Regions from separate parts of the Homo sapiens genome. Here all the other regions are linked to region 1. A link is a contact called in ENCODE Hi-C or POLR2A ChIA-PET data. All regions are on one chromosome and are shown on one strand. The core of a region is the stretch at or near the end of the contact, and the rest is flanking DNA. Distances in the headings are between cores, read along the strand shown.

Region 1 (4,117 bases), core at 1,006-3,505:
AACCTGTGGAGTTGCCAAGTAAGACTCTTTATTCCATTCTAGGGATTAGGAAACTAAGATTCCAAGATTCAGATCTTAAAGTTTTGTAGAAAGTTATGGATTTTGTCAAGTGGCAGAGCCAGGGCTGAAGCTAGCTGTATGTTTTTTTTTCATTCCTAGTGCATGACTTTTCCCAACATATCATGTTATTTAACAATATCCAACATATGGTGATCTTACTGCTCCATGATCAAAGAAGTCAGAGAGAATGAAGGTCCTAGAGGCAGGAGTTTGAGGGAGCCGATTAAGAGAGAATAGTCCACTAGTGTGGGGGAGGTGACTATGGAAACAGGGTGATTTATTTTCATTTCCTTTCTTCACGGTTCCATTTCATTCTGCAAATTCCCTGCTGCAATGCTGTATCCCCAGTATCTAAGCCCAGGCCTGGCAATTAGAGCACAATACATATTTGTGGATTCAGACTTTCAAATGCACGTCCTTGTGACATCCTTCAAACAGTGTACTGGTCAGGAACTCAAGAGTATGGTACATTTAAAAATCAAATACTATATCAAATTTGGAGAAGCATAACCATTAAGGTAGTGTATTTCAACACTGGTAGGTGCACAAAGCCTGCTCTCTAAAAGAAGCAAGTGGCCGGGTGCGGTGGCTCATGCCTGTAATCCCAGCACTTTGGGAGACGGAGGCGGGTAGATTACTGGAGATCCGAGTTCAAGACCAGCTTGGCCAACATGGTGAAACTTCGTCTCTACTGAAAATACAAAATTAGCCAGGCATGCTGGTGGGCACCTGTAATCCCAGCTACTCGGGAGGCTGAGGCAGGAGAAGCACTTGAACCTGGGAGGCGGAGGTTGCAGTAGGCCAAGATTGCACCATTGCACTCCAACCTGAGCAAAAAGAGCGAAACTCCATCTCAAAAAAAAGGAAGTAAGGGAAGTAAGTAACTCAGCTGGCAGGGTCTGAATCAGAGTGGATCACTTTCTCTGAGCTGCCCTGGCACAGCCCAATTGTACCTATGTCTCAGGCATGGTCCCCAGTGTCAGCAGACACACTGATCCTGGTGGAGGGAAGTGCACATCGTGCAAGGCATTCCCATAAGCCACCGGACAGGTGTTCAACTGCCCTCTGGGTAGCCTGACCCTGAATGAGTTTAAATAGAAACAAATAAAACCTAGGATCAGAAGGTTCTTATATTGTACTTAAAGTGGTTAGCATTTGTAGTAGGTTATCAAAGAATATTGTACAACATCTTTCCCTAGGGAACTTTAAGAATAGGATGGCTAGATCCTGCAGTCTGAGATATTTTTGTCTCTATAATAACACCTTAGCACGGTATCACAGCTTATAGTACGTGCCTCGAGGCCAGGCATGGATTAGATACCCTTCTGAGGCCATCTGCTCCCTGGATTTGTTTCAAAGGAATGAAACACGAGGTGGAAAGGGAGAGAGATAGAGAGCTAGAGAGAGAGGAGAGAAAGAGAGACCGATCCACGGACCCTATTAACAGGGTGAAATCTGCCTAAACTAGGAAGCCAGAGGAGTAAGACCCTGATGGAAACCACGCTTGCCTGTCGGTCCTGATTTTGCCCCAGTCCTTCAATACGCCTCTCACGGTTTGTGCTACGGTCTTCTGTGCGTTCAGGGGTGGGCTGGTTTATGTCAACATAGTGGGTTTACTGTAAAAATCATTATTGGTACTTTTGGATGTGGCTTTTCTATTTAAAATAATTAAAACCAACGAAGCTTTTTCTTTCTGACCCAATTCCTGGCTGTCCTCTGCTTTGGTGTCTTCAGGCCAACCCTGGGCTCTGGGAAGCTCTAAGGATGGAGCCTGTCTCCTCCACCTGCTACACGCAGGGCAAGAGGGCCAATGCGCACCCCGCCACGGCCAGGAGCCTCATTATTCTTTTTGTTTTAATTCCCCTGTGTGGATCCAAATGGCAGTCCCAGGCCCATGGATAAGCAACAAGTGGCTGGAGGAGGGACAAATCGGGCTCTCCGCGTCGCTCCCCGCCTGCTTCCTACCCGCGCCGCCGCCCACTGCCCCGTACAGGGGTCGCAGCCGTGGAGCGTGGGAATGGGACAGTCCCATTTTACAGCTCTCGTTCATCCCGCCTGCGGCAGGCGGCTCCTGACAGGGAAGAGCAAGCTTTCTGGACTTCCCCACCCGCGGTCCCACCGGGCCCGTGGCGCGCCCACGCCTCCTCCCGGGCCCCTTACCTCCCGCGCGCGGCGGGCGCACGCACCACCTGACTCGCGTTCTCATTGGCTGCTGCCTGTTGCTAACCCACGTGACCGGAGCCGCGCGCCCCGCCCCCGCGGGCTCCCGCTCGGCCGGCGCGTTCCTGCGGGCGTTCGCTGGCCGGCGTCGGGCTCCGAGCCGCGGGTCGCTCGCCTCGCCGGCTTCGCCCCGCCGCGCCGCTGCCGCCGATGCCCACAAGGTGGCAGTGCCGCGCTGCGTGTCCCGTCGCCCGGGTCCGCGCGAGCCGCGCCAGGCGGCCGGTGCCAGCGCAGCCTCCCGCAAAAGTTTCCCTGCTCCGGAACGGACCGGGGCATCGCACTCTCCTGGCGGGCTGGTGACAGTCCTCCCGTTCTCGGGTTGCCTCGGGGCGATTTGCACTTCACAGCCCCGCTGGCGTCTCCTGGCGTCCCGAACTTGGGGCCTGTCACTGAGGCAAGTCGATGTTTTCAGGAGTGTTTTGTTTTGTTTTGTTTTAGGATCTGTACGCTAATAATTGATCCTAAAGAGGCAGGCAGACACCCCGACAGCGACACCTCGTCTCTCTTCTGGGCGTCCGGCTGAGCTTGCCTCACTGCAGAAGCAACCGATAGCTTCCCTTTGCGCTGGTGGAAGACACAAGCCAGCAGCCCTTCGGAGGGGCCTCCCCGCACGCGCCTCTTGGGATCCTGACTTGCTTAGGAAGAGGAGGGCACGGGGAGCCTCCTGCTCTGCAGCTGTCCCCAGGATGCCCTTAATTCCCGGGACAGGAGAGATAAGCTCGTCTGACCTCAGTTGACCTCGCCGCAGGCGCCAGGCGTCCTCATTTACTGCGAGGCATTGGGGAGTCTACTTTTCTCTCTGCTCCCTGGGATTTTTTTCCTTACGTCACTTTTTTCCTTGTTGGCTTGTAGCTGGTCTGATGTCCCCTTACTGCTATCTAAACCGCCCCCCTCTACTCCCTGCTCCCACCTAGGCACGCGTTTGCCACTCTCCATTTTTCCTTTAAAGAAAACGTTCTGAGAGCCCTTTGAACCCAGCTGACCCTGGGAAAGGGCAGGTCCGTGGATGTGAAGGCAAGTCCAGCAACTGGGGCTGCACTTACCTACATGTGAAAAGGAAAGAGAAACACACCTTGCCTGCCCATTGTCTACACCACGAAGCCCGGATTCCATTCCCTGGTAGTCAGGCCTTTCACACTGGGCTGCCCTCCAGGTAATATCCAAAGATGCCCCCAGCCTACTCCAGCCCCTAACAGGACACTCAAAGGGACTCTGTGTTCGTGACTGCTGGAATTTCTGCTGAGACCCCAACACAGAACAATATATGGGTCAAACAACTCCCACCCCCATTCTCAAGTGAGGTATAGACCCTCTCTGGGGTGTTGTTAAGGGACCGACACCAGCCTCGCCTTGGGGTGATACGATAGGAGGCTAAGGATGCAGGAGAGGCCAGCAGTGGGTCTTTCTTTTTAGAGAGGTGTCTATATGTTTTGCTTCTCCACCTACCTCAAGATAAATGACTTGGGCTCCAGAGAACTCCCTGAAGAGCTTTAGGTGTCTCCTGGAGTTTGGGAGGTGTAAGGACAGATGCAACCTGCAAAGCAGACGGCTGTTTGCAGTGGCGAGAGAAGGAGGTATTTGGAGCCACCTCTTCTTCCAAGAGCCAGTGAGTTATACATGCACTAAGTCTCCCTAGAGGCAGGGTGGACCCACATCCCCCCACAGGGGCGAGGTGAGCAGCACATGCCAGGACCTGAGGGTGACGAGTGAGTGCCAGCTAACAGGGGCTACCCATGTCCCAGAGCTGCAGCTGGTGAACTGGCAACAACAGGGGAAGAGGATTGAGAAAACCCAGAAAAGCATCCGCAGAAGAGCCAGCATGTGCACATCTGCCACT
Region 2 (4,117 bases), core at 636-3,135, 150 kb after region 1:
AACCCTTCCTGATGGATGCATACTTCAGGTTCTATCTGTTTACAAAAGGCTGATTTTCCCATCCTTGATATTTCTCCTAGAAATTAGGTCCTGGAGAGATGGTGGGGGAATTCTAAGCCATTGTTATGTTCTGTAGGAGACAAGATCACTCCAAAAGATGCCTCTTTGGCATAAGGATTATTTTGGCCTGAAAGTAATTGAGAAGAAGCAGACGAAAAGCTCTCCGCCTCCCCCATTTGCCTAAAAGCAGGACATCCATTTATATAGACAACAGTGTCCCTTCTCCCCTCTCTGCCAGGAAGAACAAAGGTTGATCACTAAAGACAACTTAGGATCCTTACCAATGAGAGGATAAAAATAAGGATCACTTATCTGGAGACCACCACTAGAGGAATCTACATGACAAACTTCACTAACTAGCCTTCAGCTACCGTATGTAGTAATGCTCCCCATAATGATGCTTGGTCAACACTTATATAATGGTGATCCCATAAGATTATAATAGAGCTGCCCTATAGAGGTGTACCATTTCTTGTCTTTCACATGGTGTTTTTACTATACCATTTCTAGGTTTAGATGCATAAATACTCCCCGTTGTGTTCCAATTGCCTACGGTATTCAGTACAGCAGCAAGCAGTACAGGTTTATAGCCTGGGAGCAATAGGCTCTACCATACAGCCTGGGTTTGTAGTAGGCTCTACCATCTAGGTTTGCGTTAAGTACCTTCTATGATGTTCACACAATCAGGGAATTGCCTAGTGACACATTTCTCAGAATGTATCTCTGTCGCTAAATGCTGCATGACTGTATTTTCCTTCTCACACTTTGCTGCCCCTGGAGACTCAAGGTTCTTTTCCTTTGTCTTGCCACTTCTCTAAAAATCTTCTGTTCTTTGCTGAAGAGGCTATATAAGCCTAAAATCAAAGCTCTCTGTGAAAATGATGCATTCCTTGGGTATCTCCCATGCGTAGTTGAAAGACATGTTGATAAACTTCTGTTTGTTTTTTCTCTTGTTAATTTGTCTTTTGTTACAGGGGTCCATTCCAACTAAAAACTAAGGGTAGAGAGAAAATTCTTTTTTCCTTCCCCACGCTTTCTTTCAGTAGGATAGTTTATCTCTCTGTCCAAGTACAGAACTCACTGTCCAGGGAAAATGGGGCCATAGAAGAATGTGGATTGTGTGTTGTATATGCATTCAACATTTACGTGTGTGAGAGGCATGTTAGACTCTAGCACCTTAATGATTAGGCCATACACATACGTATAGACTTGATTACATGGTAGGCACTCAGGGACCAGTAAATAAAATGTTAAGTGGTCCCAGGGCAATTAGGGACTTCTGACACAATACAGCATATGCACAAAATCTCCCCCACTGATTTAAAATTTTTTTGATACCACTATTTTAAGAGGTCTTTCTTCATATTAGTACAATGTTACAACAACTCACCTCATTCTTTGCTGTATAGTAAAATTTCCCTAATTGGGCCCAGCATTTTGGAATTTATATTAATTACAACACAGTGATTGTATTGGGTAAGAAGTTTGAAAGAAGAGTTGTAATTTAGAAATCTGTACTTTTATGAGCACTATACATAAGCCACAGGGTTTTTATAAATTGTAATCTCAGGTTCGTTTAGGCAATTTTTCTTATTAGCACCCCATTTATTTCTGAGTTTATAGCATCTGTAACATGTAACATAATTATCGGTGTTTCTTTTAACACATCCTAGAGTTTGAATGTTTTATAAAAATTAATTCAATTGGGACTCACAGTCTCCCATCTTTCAAAATAGTAAGATTTTACTGTATTGGTTTTGGACCCCATTCCTCGGCAGCTTTCTTTAGCCATGGACAAGTGAGTCAGTGGAAGCTAATTCGGGAGGGAGGCGTGGTTGTTCAAAGTGTCAGAGTTGACTCGATATGGTTGTAGACTGTTGGCTATTACCCATGGACAGCCCCTTCTTTCCAGGCCTGCTATGGCCAAGAGATGCTTCACCTTTTCTCCCTACCGCAGCTGTCTCTTGAGCCCGCTGTGCCATCTTGCTGGTTATCGTCTTTGTTCCTTCCCTGACCTGGTTATGATTTTCCTATAGCAAATAAAGAAAGCTGGGATTGTCACCTTTCTTTTCCTACAACTTGGAAGTCTGGGCACACTGTTATGAGTCTTTGTCTAAAGAGTCATGGGGAAGGTAAGTCTCTCCCCTCCCCTGGGCTCTCTCCTCTTCCTCCTTATCTCCTTTAAAAACCTTCCCTGAGTCCTCCCTGAGTCAGGATTAGTTATCCTCACCCTCTGTCAGTGCATTTAGGAGCAACATGCAAAGAACAGGAGTTTTAGCTCCTTCAAGACCTGAGTTTAAATCCCAGTCCTAATGCTTGTAGCCTTGTAACCATAAGCAAGCTTCTGAATATCTGTCTATTTCCTTAGAAAAAGAGATAGCAAAACTTCTTGCAGCGTAGTAGGAGGATTAGAGATAATACACATCAGCATATGTAGTACCAAAAAAGCAAATGTTCAAGAATGGTAGCTATTTTTATTATTCTAGCACTTCCCACACTGTACAGTGATCATGCTCACTTGTCTGTCTTCCCCTCAGGACTGTGAGCTCTTTTTGAGACTATTTTTGTATCCCTGAACTTTGGAACAAAAGCTGGCATGGAGTGGACGTTACATAAATGTGTTTTGGATGAATGAATTAATGGGAATTAATGGACATCTTTAAATAGCCTGGCTTGGTTTGTGCATTATTAAGTGGGCCTGTTTCTTGGGACCTATTGGAGATTAGAGGCCATTCTAAACAATGAGGCAATCAGAACAGGGAAAAGAACAAAGTGAAGAAATTGGATTCAATATTTTGGTTCTTAAAACGTTGCATGCCTACAGATAATGAGAAAACTCACCATATGTAAGACTGAAGGTAACTGACATGCTTGGAATGTCGTATTCTCAACATTAGAATGATACATCACAGGTTTTCTTTCCCCCAACTACTGGGCCTTTCTCATTTATAGGCAGGACAATCACTATTTTCCTTCCAGGTACCACTCATGAGAAATATTCAGACCTTATAGGAGCTTGCAAAATAAACAGTTGTTGGTATCTCCTTGGGAAGAAGAGAAAACCCAAAGCTTTGATAGATATTAAACTGGAGCCCTCCTGGGAGATTCTAAATGGCTCATAAATACAACTGGTGGAATATTGCCTGCATGTATTTTCCACTTACACTCACCTTTGAGGTTCTGTTCTGGCCCCTTGAGAATCGATACACACAATAACAGAATTGCTGATATATTAATCTTTCTGCTGATCTTAGCATTTCTTTCTACCAAAGTGGGAATAAGGCTGGGAGAGGAAGTGAAATCCAGAGCACTGTGAAAGTAATGGGGGAAAAATTTCATTTCCAGAATTCAGAAAATATATGAAGTCGTTCTCTTTCTCTAACCTCAAAAAGGCACCTTGATAGAGTGCCCTGGCTGGACGAGAGCCATGGAATTCAGTTTATCATGAGCACCCTGCACCCTCCTCAGTCCTGGTTTTGTGACCTTTTAAGAACAAAGCCAACACTCCAGGTCACGTCTAGGCTAGAAGTTCCATTAGAACAATGAGCCACCCACTCCAGAGCCCTCACTGCGCCAAAAGGTTTTCATTCCCATGCTATAGCTTATCACAGTAAAGGGGAGGGAAAAATAATGCTTCCTCTGCCCTGTCTGAGTTCTTAATTAGGACAGACACCTGTAAAGACAGACTAACAAGAGAAAAACAAACAGAAGTTTATGAACATGTATATCTCATGTATACAGGAAACATGCAGGGAAAATGAGTGGGTTTCAAGAGTAAATCTCAAAGCTATGGCTTTGACTTCAGGCTTAAATATCATCATTTGCTGAAACAAGAAAGAAGCAGGTAGGGAAAGCCAGTTATGGGAAGATGACCAGAAAAGTACTATAAACAAGAGCAAGGTTTGTTATGCACATTTAACTTGGTACCTTCTCCCTTGATCAGAGTCTCTATTGACTTAGTCACTCTTCTGTTCCTTGTGCAAAGGGAGACACCTTTACAAATGGAGATTTCTCTTACACGTGAATTTCTCTTTTTTCTTTTTTTTTTTTTTTTTTT
Region 3 (4,117 bases), core at 429-2,928, 140 kb before region 1:
GGTAGAAGGCAAAGGGGAAGCAAGTATGTGTTACCATGATGGAGCAGGAGAGAGAGCTAAGGGGGAAGTGCCACACACTTTTTTTATTTTGGAGACAAGAGTCTTGCTCAGTTGCCCAGGCTGGAGAGCAGTGGCATGATCTCAGCTCACTGCAACCTCTGTCTCCAGGGTTCAAGTGATTCTTGTGCCTCAGCCTCCTGAGTAGCTAGGACTACAGGCACATGCTACCATGGCCTGCTAATTTTTGTATTTTTAGTAGAGACGGGGTTTCGTCATGTTGCCCTGGCTACTCTCAAACTCCCAAGCTCAGGTGATCTACCCATCTTGGCCTCCCAAAGTGCTTGGCTTACAGATGTGAGCCACCACACCCAGCCACTACGTACTTTTAAACCATCAGGTCTCATGAGAACTCACTCACTATCATGAAAACAGCAAGGGGAAATCCACCTCCATGAACCGATCACTTCCCACCAGCTCTCCCCCCAACACTGGGGATTACAATTCAACATGAGATTTGTGTGGAAACAGAGTCAAGCCATATCTGAGGGTTTTTGTACCTCTCACAATCTGTCTCTCCTGGGATTCTAATGTACAGGTGAGTTTGATAACCACTAGGCTAGAGGAAATGTACTAGAAAACACACACACACACACACACACACACACACACACACACACAGAGAGAGAGAGATTTAATGTCTCAAAATGTGTCTGCTCAAAAGTATCATTCAATAATTTCATGTCTTTTTGTATAAAAGGTCACAGGGATAATATTTACTTCTAAGGAAAATGTCTTTTGATCATGGGAATGATCCAGTTAAAGGGAATAGCTCAACTAAAAGTCAAGGTCTAATTTATAAATGAGGTTTATACTCCCCTTTTCCCCATGGTTCCTTCTTGCAATTTAAATCACATAATGGATTGTCATAAATGGGATCATAGTTTCCTGCAGGGACCCTGCTCTAATTATTGGTTGACTCTTGATTAAGAACCAAGCATGACATAAATTAATCAGAGATACAAGTAGCAGTCTGTCAGAAGAATAACTATTCTGTGGTTAAAATCTTTTTATTTCATATAATAAAACCACAGTTCAAGTCCAGAACCGGGGCCTAATGTGTGGTGTATTCAGATTATACAAGAGATACCTAAACCTACATTAAACGAAGAGGCAGCACACCAGAACAAAGCCCCACTGTGTCATAAACTTCACCGAAAACTAAACTGTGCCAGCTATGATAGTTACCTCAAAAGATTGTCCTGAGAATTATAATGGGATTTGTATGTGAAAGAACTTACTGAAAATCACAATTATAACCACCACATTTTGAGTTCCATTATCTGCCAGACCCTGTACCTGGCACTGAACAGACCTCATTTCACTTCGTTCTCATGGTAACACTTTGAGTGAGGAATTAACTCATCCCTCGTTCAAGGCTACACTGCCAGGGAGCCGGGATACCAGGAATGAACCCGGCCCTTCCTCCCACACATGTCCCTCCCATAAACCCTGCTCTGTCTTTTACAAATGCCATGCAGCTAATCCCAAGCATTGTGATTAATGTTCTCTTAGAATACAGAGTTATTCACAGGATTATTTGGGAGGCCCAGACAGCTTTAACAAGCTGCCTAAAGACGTTCAAGCTGATGGTTTCATTTTCACTTAGGAAGAACTTCTGACACTGATTGGGGCATTCCGTCTTTCTGTTACCCTTGCAGTCGTTGTGATAGGAAAATGTTTTTGTGTTTGATGATGAAGGTTGTTACTGAAAGAACTCAGATTTCAACTCTCTCTAGATCTCCAGGATATAAGTGAAAAAAGCAAGGTTTCAGAAACAATAAAATGCCAAGCTATATATAAGAAAGAGGGAAAACACACAGAGTCCTATTTGCTTAATTTTTTTATATGATAGGATAAAGCAAAAACTAATAAAAAACAGTTACTTATCAGGAAGAAGGGACAGGTCAGAGAGGTGAGAATGGAAGCCAGACTTCTGAGTTCACATTTTGTTGATTTGACTTTGGACTTATGTAAATGTTTTATATAATTACAAAATACAAGTGAATAAAAATAGAAAACAATCCTTCAAAATCGAAAGCAAAGTGGAAAAAAATTAACCTTGTTAATTTCTTAACTTCTAATCACTTTTGTTGAGCAAATGGGTCAACCACATATAAAGGAACTATTTCATATGGCTTTCAAGTACTGTAATATAAATACATCCCCAGTGGATTATACCTTAATGGACCAAACAACTATAAATAAATTTTAAATTGTGTTCAATAATACTACTTATTAATTATATCTTTATTTGGTAATAATATTGGTATTGTTCATTTGAAACATATGTCTGTTTATATATATGTGCAAATATATATGCATCATAATTATGTTAAAGTTATTAGGAACCAAGATTTTCAGTTTAAAAAGGTTGCAAGCATAAAATTAAACAATTTACATACAAACCCTATAACTCTAAATTTAAGTTGACAATATTGATATGAACTCATGATATATCTTCTCTTATAAAAGTATTTCTCCTACAAGCTCATGCTTGTAATCCTAGTACTTTGGGAGGCTGAGGCAGGAGGATTGCTTGAGGCCAGTTCAAGACCAACCTGGCCAACAAGCAAGATCCCATCTCTAAAATAAAATAAAATTTAAAAAAAGTATTTCTAACCACTGTTCACTAAATAATCTGGCAATGAGCATTCTTAGCACTCAGATATTTGACTCTAAATGCCAATCTCCAATAAAAGAAACCAACATTCTTTGGACAAATAGCTGATTCTAGGTTTGGGACAAGAAGTGAACAAGGTGAACCCAGAGCACATTGATTTACTAGAAAGCAAGGAGATTATCAAAGCCTTTGGAGTTGCATCATAAGAATTCTGGATTGGGAGGCTGAGGCAGGTGGAGCACCTGAGGTCAGGAGTTCAAGACCAGCCTGGCCAACATGGTGAAACCCTGTCTCTACTAAAAATACAAAAATTAGCTGGGTGTGGTGGTATGTGTCTGTAATCCCAGCTACTTGGGAGGCTGAGGCAGGAGGATTGCTTGAACCTGGGAGGCAGAGGTTGCAGTGAGCCGAGATTGCACCACTGCACTGCAGCGTGGGTGATAGAGTGAGACTTCAACTCAAAAAAAGAGAGAATTCTGGAACCAACTTGAAGGGACTCTCACTGGGCAAAGATGGAACATTTTGAGCTTCAAAAAGAATAATAACTACAGCAAATAGAATAACTTCAAGGAATCATGTATGTTAAAATCCACAAGTTAATTATAATACTCAAAAATCGTCCTCATTGTTCCCTTTTGGAAGATGCTCAGAAACCAAGTCATTATTTTAAAAGCCAATGAAGAAAATGAGTGAATGATTTATCCTGTCTTGCCTGTGTGAATTGTACTTCAGGGTTAGCAAGCAGTTGTTACAAGAAAGTTCTTTATGCAAGAATTTCAGATAATAAATGCCAGAGAACTAAGAATTTTAAATCGCATTTTTCAACCTCTAATGAAATAATGGAATCAGGCACTGATCAGCAATGGCTATTGATGCCATTATATGAAAAGCTGATGGAAAGCTTTATATGGTTGTGTCAGAGGCATTGGAACCGGAGAGACTCCATCTTGAATAGGGCTGGGTAAAATGAGGCTCACACCTGCTGGGCTGCATTCCCAGGTTAGGCATTCTTAGTCATAAGATGAGATAGGAGGTTACAAGATATGGGTCATAAAGACCCTGCTGATAAAAACAGGATGTGGTAAAGAAGCTGGTCCAAACCTGCCAAAACTAAAATGGCGATGAAAGTGACCTCTGGTCGTCCTCACTGCTCATTATACACTAATTATAATGCATTAGCATGCTAAAAGACAGTCCCACCAGTGCCATGACACTTTGCAAATTGCCATGGCATGGTCTGGAAGCTTCCCTATATGGTCTAAAAGGGGGAGCAACCCTCAGCTCCAGGAACTCCCCACCCCTTTCCCAGAAAACTGATGAATAATCCACCTCTTGTTTAGCATATAATCAAGAAAAAAAGCCATAAGTTTACTCAGTCAAGCAGCCCATGCTGCTGCTCTGCCTATGGAGTAGCCATTCTTTTGTTTCTTTACTTTC

What was found. Hi-C counts contacts between places; a loop is a spot of excess contacts on that map. ChIA-PET counts read pairs that join two places held with the same protein, here RNA polymerase II (POLR2A). Pooled maps may share reads with other maps.
Region 2: a map of heart right ventricle shows a loop between it and region 1 (2.6-fold over the local background). The contact joins two enhancer-like sites. A Hi-C loop is called at or near these places in 2 of 168 maps with a recorded cell type or tissue (PC-9 and heart right ventricle), 10 of 37 single-sample maps with no recorded cell type and 12 of 50 pooled maps.
Region 3: a loop to region 1 is called in a pooled map, with 2.8 times the contacts of the local background. The contact joins two enhancer-like sites. A Hi-C loop is called at or near these places in 3 of 50 pooled maps. POLR2A ChIA-PET finds 5 or more read pairs at or near these places in 2 of 52 experiments (B cell and activated T-cell).

What each region holds. Positions count from the first base shown.
Region 1 is chr6:14,208,861-14,212,977 of GRCh38, forward strand. No RefSeq gene overlaps it. Among named protein-coding and RNA genes, the nearest start is that of LINC01108, 75 kb to the right of the region's middle. RefSeq lists silencers at 975-1,024, 2,115-2,554 and an enhancer at 2,805-2,864. Within about 2 kb of position 2,256, at least 30 of the 41 ENCODE cell types and tissues checked have a DNase peak (open chromatin) inside an H3K27ac peak, as active enhancers do; they include B cell and heart right ventricle, where a contact is called at or near this core.
Region 2 is chr6:14,358,851-14,362,967 of GRCh38, forward strand. No RefSeq gene overlaps it. Among named protein-coding and RNA genes, the nearest start is that of LINC01108, 75 kb to the left of the region's middle. Within about 2 kb of position 1,886, at least 2 of the 41 ENCODE cell types and tissues checked have a DNase peak (open chromatin) inside an H3K27ac peak, as active enhancers do; they include heart right ventricle, where a contact is called at or near this core.
Region 3 is chr6:14,073,738-14,077,854 of GRCh38, forward strand. No RefSeq gene overlaps it. Among named protein-coding and RNA genes, the nearest start is that of CD83, 42 kb to the right of the region's middle. Within about 2 kb of position 1,679, at least 13 of the 41 ENCODE cell types and tissues checked have a DNase peak (open chromatin) inside an H3K27ac peak, as active enhancers do; they include B cell, where a contact is called at or near this core.